Linked DNA regions of Homo sapiens: region 2 is linked to region 1. Evidence: chromatin loops called from intact Hi-C (ENCODE). Cell type or tissue: PC-3. All regions are shown on one strand.

Region 1 (8,000 bases):
ATGGACTTACATAAAATGTACTCTGAGTCACAAAATGATTAAATTTATCCATGCTGTGTCTTTTGTGCAAGATTTCACTAGTTTGAAACCAAAAGAAAGGAAAATCATCATCTTATTTTTCTTAACTTTATTAACTTAATGATAATGAGAACACCTGGGAATACGGACGTGCTTCCTATTTATCATGATTTCCCTAGAAAACTGTTTCACTTGGGTTACTAAAATGCAGACTACCTGCAACGGTAGAAAAATTAAGATACCAGGGGGCAACACATGATATTTAGAATGAGATGAAAACTCAACTGACTTTGATCGTCAATTAAATAGGCAGTGCACACCTGCATCTACACCTCACAAGGCAATCCATTGATTGTTAGAAACTTCCTCAGTCTTCCATTCTTCTGTTCTTAGCAAAGCGCCTCTATGCGAAAAGCACTCAAATACTTGTTGGATTGAGTCAATTCTTTTGGTTTCACTCATAAATTAATGAGGAACGTGTAACTCTGTATAGTTTCAGAGTAGTTAAAGAGAGAAAAAAAGAAATGCTACATAAGAGAATTGGGGCTTCAGGTGTTACCTAATAGACTAGAAAGCTTTCCAAGAGTGCACTTAAGATATGAGCTATAGCAACCTTACCTAGGCAATTCTTCACCCTAAGTTTCTTTCTAATGCAAATTAGTTTGAATTTCTCTCTCTTCCCTCCTGTCCTTTGCCTGAAAGTCTTCTGATACAAAGCAATACTACCGTAATTAGAAGGAATGCCTGACAAAAATACATTTTAAATTTCATTTTCAAAAAGGTTGATACTTCGTATTGCATACTCCGAATTCCCCTGCATTTCTATGCTGTAAATTCCTAAACTTTAGATAATACATTTATATCTAGTGCACATTGTTCAGTTTTCAGATAGGAAAAAGCTAAATCTCAGTCTGTGCCCGCAAAAAGTTGATATTTTTTGTTGTTTTAAGAGTCTCCATGAATGTTGTTTAAATTCTAGAATCCACAGTACTCATCGAAGCTAGGAAAAGAATTTTGCCCACCCCACAGCGTATCTGAGGCTTTCTTCACAGCTAGCTGATCGGATCCTTGCAGCTGTTTCTTCTGTAGGTCTCGGAGCTCACTGAGAACGTCCAGCACGCCTTCCCGGCGGGGCCCGGCCCAGGTGCGCACTAGATGAGGCAGTCAACCAAGTCAATTGGTTCCCGATCAACTAAATCTCTCCTAAAAATAAACACTGCCGCGAGCTTCGAGAGTTCAGCGTGTCAGAGCCTCTATGATGGCAGAGCACCTGCCGCGATGCCTGATTGGTAGGGAGAAGGATTTCCCGGGAGGGGGCCAATACCAAATTTTAGGGCTGTTAGGCTCTGAGCAGTCCCTTCGTGACCGGATAAGTCAGAGACCCGGGGTTTGAGCCTTGCCCGGCGCTGAGCGGAGGGCCCAGTTTCGGGACCACAGCCTTGCTCCCTGGGAGCTCCGGGCGGCCAATGCCGGGCAAGCCCAGCCCGGCACAGGAGGAGGCAGGGCCCGTCTCCGGAAAGAGGGCCAGAGGCAGAACTGAGGGCCTGGTTTTGTGTAATTCGATTTGGATACAAACAGGCCAGACCCAAACTGGAAACGGCGAAGGGCTGGATTAGCACCGAAGGGATTCGAGGAGGCAAACGGGAAGTAAAAATGCTGTGTGGAGCTGCAGAGGGCAAGGGGACAGGGGTTGCAAAGGAAAGAGCTTCGTGAGACTTTCTCCTTCCCGGCGTAGGGACCAGCAGAGTGCGGGCAGGTCAGCCCTGTCACCGGTTCGTTTAGGGAAAAAGCGCGACATGGGGCCTGGGAGACAGGGGCAGAGGCGGTGACAGCGAGGGCCCCTGCTCGGGTGGGCCCGCGGGCCTCAGCTCAGTCCCCTCCCGAGGGACCGCGACCCCCGGCCCCGCGGCCGCCCGCGCGCACTCACCAGCCCGGGCTGCCCTGGGCGGAGCCGCCCCGCCGCGCTCCACAGCCGCTGCCTCTTCGACGCGCGCGCTGCCTCCAGGTGCGGCTCTAGGAGGAGGCGCCGCGGGCAGTGCCGGCCGCGCCCCGCGACTCCCGGTAACCCGAGCCCGCCCCGCCCCGCTAGGGCCAGGCCCCGCCGCCACCCTCCGCGCTGGGACGCCGGGGCGCGGGCATCCCTGCCGCCTACGGATCTCTTCCCAAGCACCTAGAACTTTCCAAAGCGTGCTTGGAATTTAACACCTTGGTCGTCGATCCCCGCAAATATACTCTGATGAGACCGGCTTTCTTCCCATACCGCCCAGGAGTTTCTCCAGGTGGCATTCCTGTCGCCTTGAGGTGGAACATCAGTAGAGGCTCGAGGCTGAAGCAAGCACAATACACAAGGTATAGCGTTCAAGTGGAAAACATTGCGTATTATGATTTTAAAATGAAAAAAAAACACAAAAAACCTGACTTATCTTTTCAATTACAATCATTATAGAGACTCCGATTCGTACAGGAACATTTCGAAAACAGGAAATCCTGAGGACAATGTGAGTATGAGTTTTTTTTTTTTTTTAATTTTCAAAAATCTTTGATGAACTGCCTTTGGTTAACACTTGGTTTGCAAATATTGACTATTGCACGACAAGGCAATGCATGATAAGTTATTTTCTGGGCATTTAAGTTAGAATTTATAAAACAACTTTTGCTTTTTATTAAGTAGAATAATGTAACACGTTACCCCAAGCTGGGAGAATTGCTTGAGTCCAGGAGTTTGAGACCAGCCTGGGCAACAAAGCGAGACTCCGTCTCTTAAAAAAAAAAATTAGATAGGAAATAGCTTGTTTTGCATCTAGCAACTGGGATACAAGAGAGCACCGCAGCCAGAGTGCCGGGCTCCAAGAGGGTGAGGGGTAGAAAATGATTTCAGATACATACTTCCCTCTGGCTTTATGCCTTAGCAAGGATTATAGTTGGTTCATTAAGAGCATCTTTTTTTTTTTTTTTGCTTTGTGCATTTCTGCGCGTGCACACTGTAGTGACACGTGGCGGACTAGCTGTTTGGTCTTAAAGCTGTAAATGCACGCCTGCAGACACCAGAGGCTTCTGCCAAGGAGACCCCACCTCCAGAACCTGGGCCAGGCCTTTGGCTGGGAGCGCTGGTGCTGTTCTTCATCCGAGAGGAAAGGCTAGAGATTCCCTCCCTACTCCACACGAGGGCGATCTCTTCAAGGGCACCAGACCACTCTCCGCGTCCCTAGCTGAGGAAACCAAATTTGCTTTTCTCCACGCTTTTGAACATCTCTAAACAAATCTTAATAGGGTAATTTACTAAGGAGGAGTTGGGCTCCTGGGACGTGCATTTCTGGTGTCCTTCATTTGCCACTTGGCCTTTGCCATCCTATGAAATTATTTTGTCACATACCTGTCTGTAGCCCAGTACTTCTTACACTTTAATGTGCATAGGAATCACCTGCGGATCCCGTTAAAAACGCAGATTCTGATTCAGTAGGTCTGGGGTGGGGTCTGAGATGTGCCTTTCTAACAGGCCCCTGGGTGATCCTGATAGGCTACTGGAGGACCAAACTTTGAGTAGCAACACTGGAGACAGTTGGATGATAAACTGGTTTTGCCGGTAGCACCAGGTACCTAATATACTAACACAATAATGGCAATGTTGCTAACACCTGTTCAGTGTTTACATGTAGTAGGCACTGTTCTGAGTACATGTATTTACTTGTATAGATATTGCTATTATTTCTGGTTTAGAGATGAGTTTGCTTTTAATATGAGTCTTCCCCACCCCCTACCCCCTTCCCATCCTTGCTGGCTTAATTACATTTATTTGGTATTAGAATATTAGGGAGAGTATCAGGAAGAACAGCTAGTGGATGCTAGACCTTAATACCTAGGTGATGGGGTTGACCTGTGCAGCAAACCACCATGACACACGTTTACCTGTGTAATAAATCTGCACATCCTGGACATGTACTCCAGAACTTAAAAGCGGATAAAAGAAAAAATTAAAGAATATTAAAAAGATCTGAAAACGTATACTCAGGGAATTTTCTTCCCTCCTTTGTTCCACACATTCTAGCCAATCCTGTGTGAGTAAACAATGTCATGATTTCTCATCTATTCTTCCTGTGTTTTTGTAAAGCCACAGATATTTGTTTACATGTTCTTGGCTGCCTGCCTGCCTTCCTTCCTTTCCTTCCTTCCTTCCTTTCCTTCCTTCCTTCCTTGCCTTCCTTCTTTTATTATGCTTTAAGTTCTGGGATACACGTGCAGAATGTGCAGGTTTGTTACATAGCTATACAAGTGCCAGGGTGGTTTGCTGCACCCATCAACCCGTCATCTACATTAGGAATTTCTCCTAATGTTATCCCTCCCCTAGCCCCCCACCTCCGACAGGCCCCAGTGTGTGATGTTCCCCTCCCTGTGTCCAGGTGTTCTCATTGTTCAACTCCCACCTATGAGTGAGAACATGAGGTGTTGGGTTTCCTGTTCTTGTGTTAGTCTGCTGAGAATGACAGTTTCCAGCTTCATCCATGTCCCTGCAAAGGACATGAACTCACCCTTTTTTATGGTTGCATAGTATTCTATGGTGTATATGTGCCACATTTACTTTATCCGGTCTATCATTGATGGGCATTTGGGTTGGTTCCATGTCTTTGCTATTGTGAATAGTGCTGCAATAAACATACATGTGTATGTGTCTTTAGAGTAGAATGATTTATAATCCTTGGGGTATATACCTAGTAATGGGATTGCTGGGTCAAATGGTAATTCTAATTCTAGATCCTTAAGGAATCACTACACTGTCTTCCACAATGGTTGAACTAATTTACACTCCCACCAACAGCATAAAAGCTTTCCTGTTTCTCCACATCCTCTCCAGCATCTGTTGTTTCCTGACTTTTTAATGATCACCATTCTAACTAGCATGAGATGGTATCTCATTGTGGTTTTGATTTGCATTTCTCTAATGACTAGTGATGATGAGCATTTTTTCATATGTCTGTTGGCTGTGTAAATGTCTTCTTTTGAGAAGTGTCTGTTCATATCCTTTGCCCACTTTTTGATGGGGTTGTTTTTTTCTTGTAAATTTGTTTAAGTCCTTTGTAGATTGTGGATATTAGCCCTTTGTCAGATGGGTAGATGGTAAAAATTTTCTCCCGTTCTTTTGGTTGCCTGTTGACTCTGATGATTGTTTCTTTTGCTGTGCAGAAGCTCTTTAGTTTAATTAGATCCCATTTGTCAATTTTGGCTTTTGTTGCCATTGCTTTTGGTGCTTTAGACATGAAGTCCTTGCCCATGCCTATGTCCTGAACGGTATTGCCTAGGTTTGCTTCTAGGGTGTTTATGGTTTTAGGTCTAACATGTAAGTCTTTAATCCATCTTGAATTAATTTTAGTACAAGGTGTAAGGAAGGGATCCAGTTTCAGCTTTCTACATATGGCTAGCCAGTTTTCCCAGCACCATTTATTAAATAGGGAATCCTTTCCCCATATCTTGTTTTTGTCAGGTTTGTCAAAGATCAGATAGTTGTAGATATGCGGCGTTATTTCTGAGGGCTCTGATCTGTTCTATTGGTCTATATCTCTGTTTTGGTACCAGTACCTTGCTGTTTTGGTTACTGTGTAGTATAGTTTGAAGTCAGGTAGCATGATGCCTCCAGCTTTGTTCTTTTGGCTCAGGATTGACTTGGCAATGCGGGCTCTTTTTTGGTTCCATATGAATTTTAAAGTAGTTTTTTCCAATTCTGTGAAGAAAGTCATTGGTAGCTTGATGGGGATGGCATTGAATCTGTAAATGACCTTGGGCAGTGTGGCCATTTTCACGATATTGATTCTTCCTACCCATGAGCATGGAATGTTCTTCCATTTGTTTGTGTCCTCTTTTATTTCATTGAGCAGTGGTTTGTAGTTCTCCTTGAAGAGGTCCTTCACATCCCTTGTAAGTTGGATTCCTAGGTATTTTATTCTCTTTGAAGCAATTGTGAATGGGAGTTCACGCATGATTTGGCTCTCTGTTTGTCTGTTATTGGCGTATAAGAATGCTTGTGATTTTTTGCACATTGATTTTGTGTCCTGAGACTTTGCTGAAGTTGCCTATCAGCTTAAGGAGATTTTGGGCTGAGACGATGGGGTTTTCTAGATATACAATCATGTCATCTGCAAACAGGGACAATTTGACTTCCTCTTTTCCTAATTGAATACCCTTTATTTCCTTCTCCTGCCTGATTGCCCTGGCCAGAACTTCCAACACTATGTTGAATAGGAGTGGTGAGAGAGGGCATCCCTGTCTTGTGCCAGTTTTCAAGGGGAATGCTTCCAGTTTTTGCCCATTCAGTATGATATTGGCTGTGGGTCTGTCATAGATAGCTCTTATTTTGAGATACGTCCCATCAGTACCTAATTTATTGAGAGTTTTTAGCATGAAGGGTTGTTGAATTTTGTCAAAGGTCTTTTCTGCAGGTATTGAGATAATCATGTGGTTTTTGTTGTTGGCTCTGTTTATATGCTGGATTACGTTTATTGATTTGTGTATGTTGAAGCAGCCTTGCATCCCAGAGATGAAGCCCACTTGATCATGGTGGATAAGATTTTTGATGTGCTGCTGGATTCGGTTTGCCAGTATTTTATTGAGGATTTTTGCATCGATGTTCATCAGGGATATTGGTCTAAAATTCTCCTTCTTTGTTGTGTCTCTGCCAGGTTTTGGTATCAGGATGATGCTGGCCTCATAAAATGATTTAGGGAGGATTCCCTCTTTTTCTATTGATTGGAATAGTTTCAGAAGGAATGGTAGCAGCTCCTCCTTGTACCCCTGGTAGAATTCGGCTGTGAATCCATCTGGTCCTGGACTTTTTTTGGTTGGTAAGCTATTAATTATTGCATCAATTTCAGAGCCTGTTATTGGTCTATTCAGAGATTCAACTTCTTCCTGGTTTAGTCTTGGGAGGGTGTATGTGTCGAGGAATTTATGCATTTCTTCTAGATTTTCTAGTTTATTTGCGCAGAGGTGTTTATAGTATTCTCTGATGGTAGTTTGTATTTCTGTGGGATTGGTGGTGATATCCCCTTTATCATTTTTTATTGCATCTATTTGATTCTTCTCTCTTTTCTTCTTTATTAGTCTTGCTATCGGTCTATCAATTTTGTTGATCTTTTCAAAAAACCAGCTCCTGGATTCATTGATTATTTTGAAGGGTTTTTTGTGTCTCTATTTCCTTCAGTTCTGCTCTGATCTTAGTTATTTCTTGCCTTCTGCTAGCTTTTGAATGTATTTGCTCTTGCTTTTCTAGTTCTTTTAATTTTGATGTTAGGGTGTCAATTTTAGATCTTTCCTGCTTTCTCTTGTGGGCATTTAGTGCTATGAATTTCCCTCTAAATACTGCTTTTACTGTGTCCCAGAGATTCTGGTATATTGTATCTTTGTTCTCGTTGGTTTCAAAGAACATCTTTATTTCTGCCTTCATTTCTTTATGTACCCAGTAGTCATTCAAGAGCGGGTTGTTCAGTTTCCATGTAGTTGAGCGGTTTTGAGTGAGTTTCTTAATCCTGAGTTCTAGTTTGATTGCACTGTGGTCTGAGAGACAGTTTATTATAATTTCTGTTCTTTTATATTTGCTGAGGAGTGCTTTACTTCCAACTATGTGGTCAATTTTGGAATAGGTGTGGTGTGGTGCTGAAAAGAATGTATATTCTGTTGATTTGGGATGGAGAGTTCTGTAGATGTCTATTAGGTCCACTTGGTGCAGAGCTGAGTTCAGTTCCTGGATATCCTTGTTAACTTTCTGTCTCGTTGATCTAATGTTGACAGTGGGGTGTTAAAGTCTCCCATTATTATGGTGTGGGAATCTAAGTCTCTTTGTAGGTCTCTAAGGACTTGCTTTATGAATCTGGGTGCTCCTGTATTGGGTGCATATATATTGAGGATAGTTAGCTCTTCTTGTTGAATTGATCCCTTGACCATTACGTAATGGCCTTCTTTGTCTCTCTTGATCTTTGTTGAAAATTCTTTTCTTT
Region 2 (8,000 bases), 310 kb after region 1:
AATAGACATTATATGCAGTCTACATTAAGCCCAGTTCCATAGCTTAACAAGTCTCACTGATAGCTTAGCACTAAAGATCAACTTAATTTTAAGTAACTGCTCCTTAAAGGAGCAGTCAGCATCATTTGTTACATTAAGCAAACCAAAGTGAGGAATGTTCCTGTAACTTACCATATATTTGGATTTAATTGCAGTTGGTGGTAGGAGTCAAAGTCATCTCTCAGGATAATGCTGTCACTATGTATTTCAGCTAAAAGAAAAAGGAAGTATTTAGGAAAGAAATATACTACAACAGTACATTTAGCTAAACACAAGTGCCAACATGCTGTATTTATGAAGAATAATGTATCCTAAAACTAAATTTTAAATGAGCAGTTGATTATATTTGCTTTGTCCCTCAAACTACTAAGGGACAAGGGTAAAAAGCTCTGCGGTTTAAACACCTAGAAGTTGGGAAAACCAAAGACCCCAAAAGGAAATCTATGAAGCTATCACTAGGCAGGCAAGGCAGGAAGGCCAAAATCAGCACCAACCTACAAGGAGAGGCTATTCGGGACTTGTCTTCCTTCAGTATGTCTTGGCTGTGTCCCTACCCAAATTCCATCTTGAATTGTAGTTCCCATAATCCCCATATATCGTGGAAGGGACGGTGGGAGGTAATTGAATCATGGGGGCAAGTTACTCTCATGCTGTTCTCATGACAGTGAGTTCTCATGAGATTTGATGGTTTTTTTTTATTTTTTGAGACAGAGTCTCGCTCTGTTGCCCACGCTGCAGTGCAGCGGCATGATCTTGGCTCACTGCAACCTTAGTCTCCTGGGTTCAAGCAATTCTCCTCTTTCAGCCTCCTGAGTAGCTGGGATTACAGGTGCCTACTACCATGACTGGCTAATTTTTATATTTTTAGTAGACGGGGTTCCGCCATGTTGGCCAGGCTGGTCTTGAACTCCTGACCTCAGGTGATCCACCTGCCTCGATCTCCCAAAGTGCTGGGGTTACAGGCGTGAGCCACTGTGCCCAGCTGAGATTTGATGGTTTTATAAGGGGCATTTCCCTCTTTTGCTCGGCACTTCTTGCTGCCACCATGTGAAGAAGGACGTGTTTGCTTCCCCTTCTGCCACAATTGTAAGTTTCCTAAGGCCTTCCCAGCTATGCTGAATTGTGGGTCAATTAAACCTCTTTCTTTTAAAAATAACCCAGTCTTGGGTATGTCTTTATTAGCAGCGTGAGAATGAACTAATATATCCATATTTCAACATATACTCATCCATGGCTTCCAAGAGACTGCCCAGACAGCGTCAGTGTCTAATTCACTTTAAAGCATGGAATTGGATAGAACATTCTGGCTATTTATTCTCAGCTAAAATTGCTGTAATCTACTAACCCATTTTTTCTTCTCTTTCCCACTATCCTTCTTGCCCTGGCTTGCTTTCTCTCCTTCCCTATATTCACTCATCTTTTACTGAATGTTTTTAAATTTGTGAACTTTTTTTCTCTTTCAGAACTGCATAAGAGAATTTATCTATATAAGTAAAATTCCTAAATAAAATCAATTTAGAAGTCAGGAGGAATGCCAGGGAGCCATACATGGTTTTAAATATATTATCACTACACATTTGAGGTATATTGAATACCTATTTTTAAGTTCTAGAAGAACTTTGGGCATGTCAAGTGCAATATTTTCACCAACTGTAGAGTTCATATTTCTGCTGAATAGATGATGAATAAGTAAACTCACTTTCATGGCTGGCTACGGTGTAAGTGTGCTTATTTTAAAGGTTGTGTGAGAAATGATAATTATTTCTATTCATGTTGTAAAAATTAATTTAGTACTTTAACAATGCTCTCATCTGATTCATGGTTTGCTTAGGAAGTTTGTTCCAGCTACTCTAACTTCTTTGGGTCTTGACAATTTTGTTTGAACTAGCTAACAGACTGTCTTTTGGAAAAATTAAAATAATATCTGATTAACAAAAAACTCTCATAACTTTTTCTTTTAAAGGTGATATTTTTATGTTTTTTAGGCTCACTCAAATATAATTCTCTGAAATCACTGGGTAATTAAAATTACTTCCCAATATCAGGAAGCATAATTTCACATTCTCTTTGGTGACATCCCCAGCCATGGCAGTCCTTGCCTCCTTTATACCAGGTAGGCCAGCAGGCAAGCACGTAATGAAGTCATGGAAACCAGTGAATCAGCATGTACTGAGAGGACTGGATGCTCAGACGCGAAGCCTCAGGCATGAGAACAGGGAGAATATGGATATACACTGGAGAGAACGCTGTGATGTATTCTGTGCATGGGAGTGATTTAATGATTCCTCTGAGCGATGAGATGCAGTGCCTCAGATGCCTACAGGGTACAGCTCTCTCAGATACCCAATCTGGCCGAGACTTGGCTGGGCCACTGCGGGTCACCAGCCTGTCTTGGCTGCCAGAAGGCATGCTTCTAAGCGCTTGCATTTGTCTGCCAAATAAGAGGAGCCCCAAGCTGTAGCATTACATAAAAGTAGAGCTTCTCAAGGCAGATTTTCCAAAGAGGAAAAATAAATTAATTGGGTTTATAGGTTGAAAGGAAAAGCCCAAGAGACAAATAACTGACCTATCTAGAAAGTCCCATAGTGAAAGACATTTGAAAAGGCTGCAACCAGCTAGGATGATTTCTTTTCATTCTTATTAAATACTATAGTGTAGGAAATTGCTTTTAAAATAAATCTTCACTGACACAAATGAGAAAATTAACGCTTAAAGATCACTTGTTTTCTAGAGACTTTTTTATTTACAAAGGCAATGGGTAAGCCTCATTGGATACCTGTTTGTGTATTGATTTACTTCCAAACACCACTATATTATTTACCATACACTTTATGAAAACAAAATCATTTATTCCTTATACCAACCCTATGAGATAGATACTATTATTAATTCTACTTTGCAGATGAGAAAACTGAGGCACAGAGAGGTTAAGTAACTTGCTCAATATTGTGTGGCTAGCAAGTGGTAAAAGTGAGATAAACCCAGGCAGTTTCCCAGAATCTGTGATCCTAACCACTATATACCCTGCCTCAAGAACTGTGGGCCACTAAGAGCATGACATTATGAAAAATCCATGGTGCCATTTTAAGAAGCAGGTATTTATTTAAACAGTCTCATTTCAATTTTTTTTTAAAGAAACAGGATCTTGCTCTGCTGCCCAGGTTGGAGGACAGTGTCACAATCATAGCTTGCTGCAGCCTTGAAATCCTGGTTTACATGATCCTCCCATCTCAGCCCCCAAAGTAACTAGGACTCCAGGTGCACAACCACCACACTGACTAATTTTTAACATTTTTTTTTGGTAGAGATGGGGGTCTTGCTCTGCTGCCCAGGCTGGTCTTAAACACCTGGTCTCAAGTGATCTTCCCACCTCAGCCTCCTAAACTGTTGGGGTTACAGGCATGAGCCACCATGCCCAGCTTCAGTTCAATTTTTAAAGAAATGACAAAATAATTTCTTTTTCTTAACAATTCAGTACTAATTTGAGCATAAATCCCAAATCTTAAATGACTTCAGTTCTTCCACATTCATGGCTTCTTGCCCACTAGCTCCATGCTCTAATATTTATGATGGGCATCTAGTATTATGAGGGACTCTGGGGAAAATTAAGCATTAGAATGCAAAAGCTTACACTCAATAGGATCTCAGGGCTGAGGGTACTAACAGGTGTGAAAGTTCCTGCATGAGCCCCCCGCTGGGCAGCATGAATGTTTCCTCAAGGAGGTTCTGTGTTCAAGTATAATCCGTACCCAAGTCCAATTTCAGTGACTGATCAATGATCAGAGAGGACAGCTTCCTTGCCTCTATAACATCTGCTCGTATAGCCAGAAAAGCCAAACAAGTAGATCAAGTACTAAAGTTAATGACATCAGAGTCTTAAACACTTACCTAGATGTGGGTGCACAGTGACATCTGTTGGAGCTGAATCAAGAGAGGAAAGAAGAAAGACAACTGATCAGGAATGAAAGCAAAATCCAGTAATAAAGAGTCACAACACAGTTATAAAACTTAAGTCACATTAAGCAAATCAAATGGCTACAGACTTTTTAGTCTTTTTAGGAGTTTCTGGAACCCTTGAAAAAATAGAAGACAATAAATTTAATGATCTTGTATTTTGTGCCAACACTTATTGGTTAAATCAGAGAAGAGTTTTGCAAAGATTCACTGAATTGTTAGCTCTAATTAAAGATTTTCTTGAAACAAAAGGAATACTTGCCAATTATCCAATAATGAATAACAAAAACCTGGCACAATGATATACATTCTCTCACCAGTATCACAGTGCATATGAACAAGCCAAATCTGAAGCTTCAAGGAAAACAAGGGTTTATTTGCAAACTAGCTGGAAAAGTAGGAAAATTTATGTTGAAATTGAAACTTTGAAAATACAAATTAATAATGGTTTTACACATGAATTTCCTAACGTGAATTGTGTCTCCAGAAGATTTTAACTGTAATTTCCAGTATCTTCTAAATTGTCTGCAAAAACCTACAAGAAAAATTTGAAGAATGTCTTGATGTTAATTATTTTAGACTTGCTTTTCAATGTATGCAATATTTCTGTGAATTCCATGTTAATAATACTATGCTGACACAAGAATAATACTTGGACATAGTTTTGAAACTGATATGTTTTTGCATTAAAGGTAAATCAGCTCTTCTAATAAAAATGAAAACATTTTGTCAAGGTGGATCTGGACATTAAAGGAAAATGATTTTTGATACTCAATTCAGTTACTGGAAGATCTTTAAGCAGGTAAGAAACACTGGGTATGTGGATCTACATTTCAATTGTCAATTTTATGAACTCTTAATACAGGCCAAATATTTCTTAAGATGTGCTATAAGTGTAAAGTACATACTAGATTTTGGAGATTTAGTACACAAAATGTAAAATATCTCATTAATAGTTTTAAATTGACCACATTATATCCAAATGTTTAATATTTTACATATTCTGTGTTAATAAAATACACTATTAAATTAATTTCATCTATTTCTTTCCATTTTATAGATGTGACTACTAGAATATTTAAAATTGCACACGGGGCTTACATTATACTTCTATTAGTGCTGAACTACAGCTAGGAGGGACATTTGTACTGTATATCAATTAGGAAATCGTTATCAAGCAGGAGGTGGTGGAGTTACAAAAGGAAGACCGAGTCACTCAGAGAGAATGTAAGGTATAAAGTGAGGCTGAGAGAAGTAGCTCATGCCTGTAATCCCAGCACTTTGGGAGACTGAGGCAAGAGGATTACTTGAGGCCAAGAGTTTGAGACCAGCCTGAGCAATATAGTAGGAGACCTCGTCTCTAAAAAAAACATTAAAAATTAGCTGGGCATGGTGGTGCACGCCTGTAGTCCTAGCTACTCAGGAGGCTGAGGCAGGAGGATCACCTGAGGCCAGGAGTTTGAGGATGCAGTGAGCTAGAAATGCAACATCACACTCCAGCCTGAGCAAGAGAGTCAGACCCTGTCTCTAAATAAATAATAAAAAGAAAGAAGTGAAATGCACAGTCAAATATATATTTAACGGACAGGTGGAAGAAGACAAGCTAGCAAAGGTGACTGAGTTAAAGTGCATTCCATTAAGGAAATAAGAAAAAGAGTTTTAAGAGCTAAGAGAGTTGAAGGAGAGGCCAAAATAATCCTAATAAAGCTGATATCTACGAAGAACATCCTGCTATTAAGGCACTGTGCTAAGGAGTGTCTATAGATGAACTCAGGGATTTTGGCCTCAGAGTCTAGACTCAACAGCTGTGCAGACTGCTCTTTCAAGAAGGTTAGCTGCAAAGGTGAGAAATGAGATCTTATATGGAGATGAGGACCGAAGGGATTTTTTTGTTGTTTGTTTTGTTTCTTAAGATATTATGATAGTGGCCGGGCCCGGTGGCTCATGCCTGTAATCCCGGCACTTTGGGAGGCTGAGGTGGGCGGATCACGAGGGCGGATCACGAGGTCAGGAGATCGAGACCATCCTGGCTAACACAGTGAAACTCCGTATCCACTAAAAATAAAAAAATAAAAAAATGGCCAGGCGCAGTGGCTCACGCCTGTAATCCCAGCACTTTGGGAGGCCGAGACGGGCCGATCACGAGGTCAGGAGATCGAGACAATCCTGGCTAACACGGTGAAACCCCATCTCTACTAAAAATACAAAAAATTAGCCGGGCGTGGTGGCGGTCGCCTGTAGTCCCAGCTGCTCAGGAGGCTGAGGCAGGAGAATGGCGTGAACCCAGGAGGCGGAGCTTGCAGTGAGCTAAGATCGCGCCACCGCACTCCAGCCTGGGGGACAGAGCGAGACTCTGTCTCAAAAAAAAAATAAAAAAAATAAAATAAATAAAATAAAATAATTAAATAACATAAAAAAATTAGCCAGGTGTGGTGGCGGGTGCCTGTAGTCCCAGCTACTCAGGAGGCTGAGGCAGGAGAATGGCGTGAACTTGGGAAGCGGACTTGCAGTGAGCTGATCGCACAACCGCACTCCAGTCTGGGGGACAGAGTGAGACTCCACCTCAAGAAAAAAAAAAAAAAAAGATATCATGATAGTTTACCATGCCTAACGTTAGCTATATTGCAAAAGGGATTCTCTGTATTCATGTTATAAAGTGTTAAAAAGAAAAGAAAAACCCTGTCTACACAGTATGGAACTTTTCAAATTATTTCACAGGTTGTGAAATAAACTGGTTAAATTAAATGTAGGAAAAGTTATGACAATTATTAATTAGAAATATTTACTATGCAATACAATAATTAGATATGTATAACAAAATATCTGCAGAAATATTGTTGCCTACTTTACATTAAATGACTTTGGTGACTAAGGCCTCAACTCAATAAAGGGAATGAGTTATAAAATGCTTTACTTTAAATTGTTTATTGAAATGGACATCTACCTTTGCTAAATTATCTGGACACATGGAAGCTTTCACTGAAACATATACATCACAATCAGCAGGAGAGGGCCATTTTAGAAAGACCCACTGAGTCAGAATCTCTGAGGGTGGAGGCCCGGAAGTTGTATTTTTTAAAACCTCCTTGACCGATTCTGATAGAAAGCCAGATTTAAAATTCACTGGTTTAAACTACACAATCCACTGCTTATTTTTATAGCATGCTGAACTGTTCTCTGTGTTAAGTACTCATCTTTGCTCTGAAGAAGAAATAGGCTCCTCAAAAGCAGAAAATATGTCCACCCAAGACATAAGCCAAAGCTGGTAATAGTGTCTCAATAAATAATAAATTGATTTGAAAGCTACTCCTTAGTTGTAATATATTTTATGATATTTCAGAAAATAATTGAAGATCCAAACCTTTAAAAAATGCCAGAATAGACACATAACATTGTCCAAAAGTCCTTTATTATAAGTGGTCTGGGGAGCTTCAACACCAAGTCAGTATTTACCTGGATTTAATTTAACTCAACAAATTTACATCGTATTTTAAATCACTAGTTAGGAAGGTTTAATATATTTTAACAAAAATGTCCACTATCTGAGATAACTAAACATTATTTCCTCAAAAGAGAAACATTTAGTATGCAAAACTTAATGCAAGGAAAAGTACAAATTTTCCTGAAAAAGATTCACGCATATGTGGCATAAAAATGGGCCAAAGCCTAGTAAAGTACCGGGCCTAGAAGCTTATTTTAATCATTTCTCGATAAATGACCATATCAATCTAGTTTTATGTAGTCTAAACAAATTTTCTAAGCCCGTAGGAAGTTCACCATCTTTTCCACATTTACTGAGGTAAATGCACCACGGAAAAATTAAAGTAGCCTGAGGAAGAATGATATAGTTCAACATTATTTAGTATACTCCCATTTGGATACTACCTGCCTTGCCTCATACTAGTGACTATGAGTGAATTATTAAGTTCTTATATTATATGAACTTGGTATAAAGGCCTTTACTCTTTCCTGTATTAAATGTAAAATGCATGCTTGCTAGACTGGTC

The links. Hi-C counts contacts between places; a loop is a spot of excess contacts. Peaks named below come from ENCODE experiments on the same cell type or tissue, not always from the same donor. Only the 100,000 strongest peaks of a DNase experiment are listed, where the experiment ranks them.
Region 2: a loop joins it to region 1, with 16 times the contacts of the local background. A loop is called at or near these places in 5 of 110 quality-filtered maps.

What each region holds. Positions count from the first base shown.
Region 1 is chr7:103,444,153-103,452,152 of GRCh38, forward strand. SLC26A5 (solute carrier family 26 member 5) reads right to left here and starts at 2,055. Exons shown (of 20, transcript NM_198999.3): 1 at 1,946-2,055. SLC26A5-AS1 (SLC26A5 antisense RNA 1) reads left to right here and starts at 1,055. Exons shown (of 4, transcript NR_110141.1): 1 at 1,055-2,367; 2 at 2,465-2,516. RefSeq lists an enhancer at 1,428-2,004 and a silencer at 2,061-2,130. In PC-3, CTCF peaks have their summits at 3,194 and 3,395; a DNase peak (open chromatin) is centred at 3,179; H3K4me3 peaks cover 2,700 bases.
Region 2 is chr7:103,749,255-103,757,254 of GRCh38, forward strand. RELN (reelin) reads right to left here. Exons shown (of 65, transcript NM_005045.4): 5 at 3,928-3,960; 6 at 172-250. Among named protein-coding and RNA genes, the nearest start is that of RELN, 240 kb to the right of the region's middle. In PC-3, a CTCF peak has its summit at 3,962; a DNase peak (open chromatin) is centred at 3,937.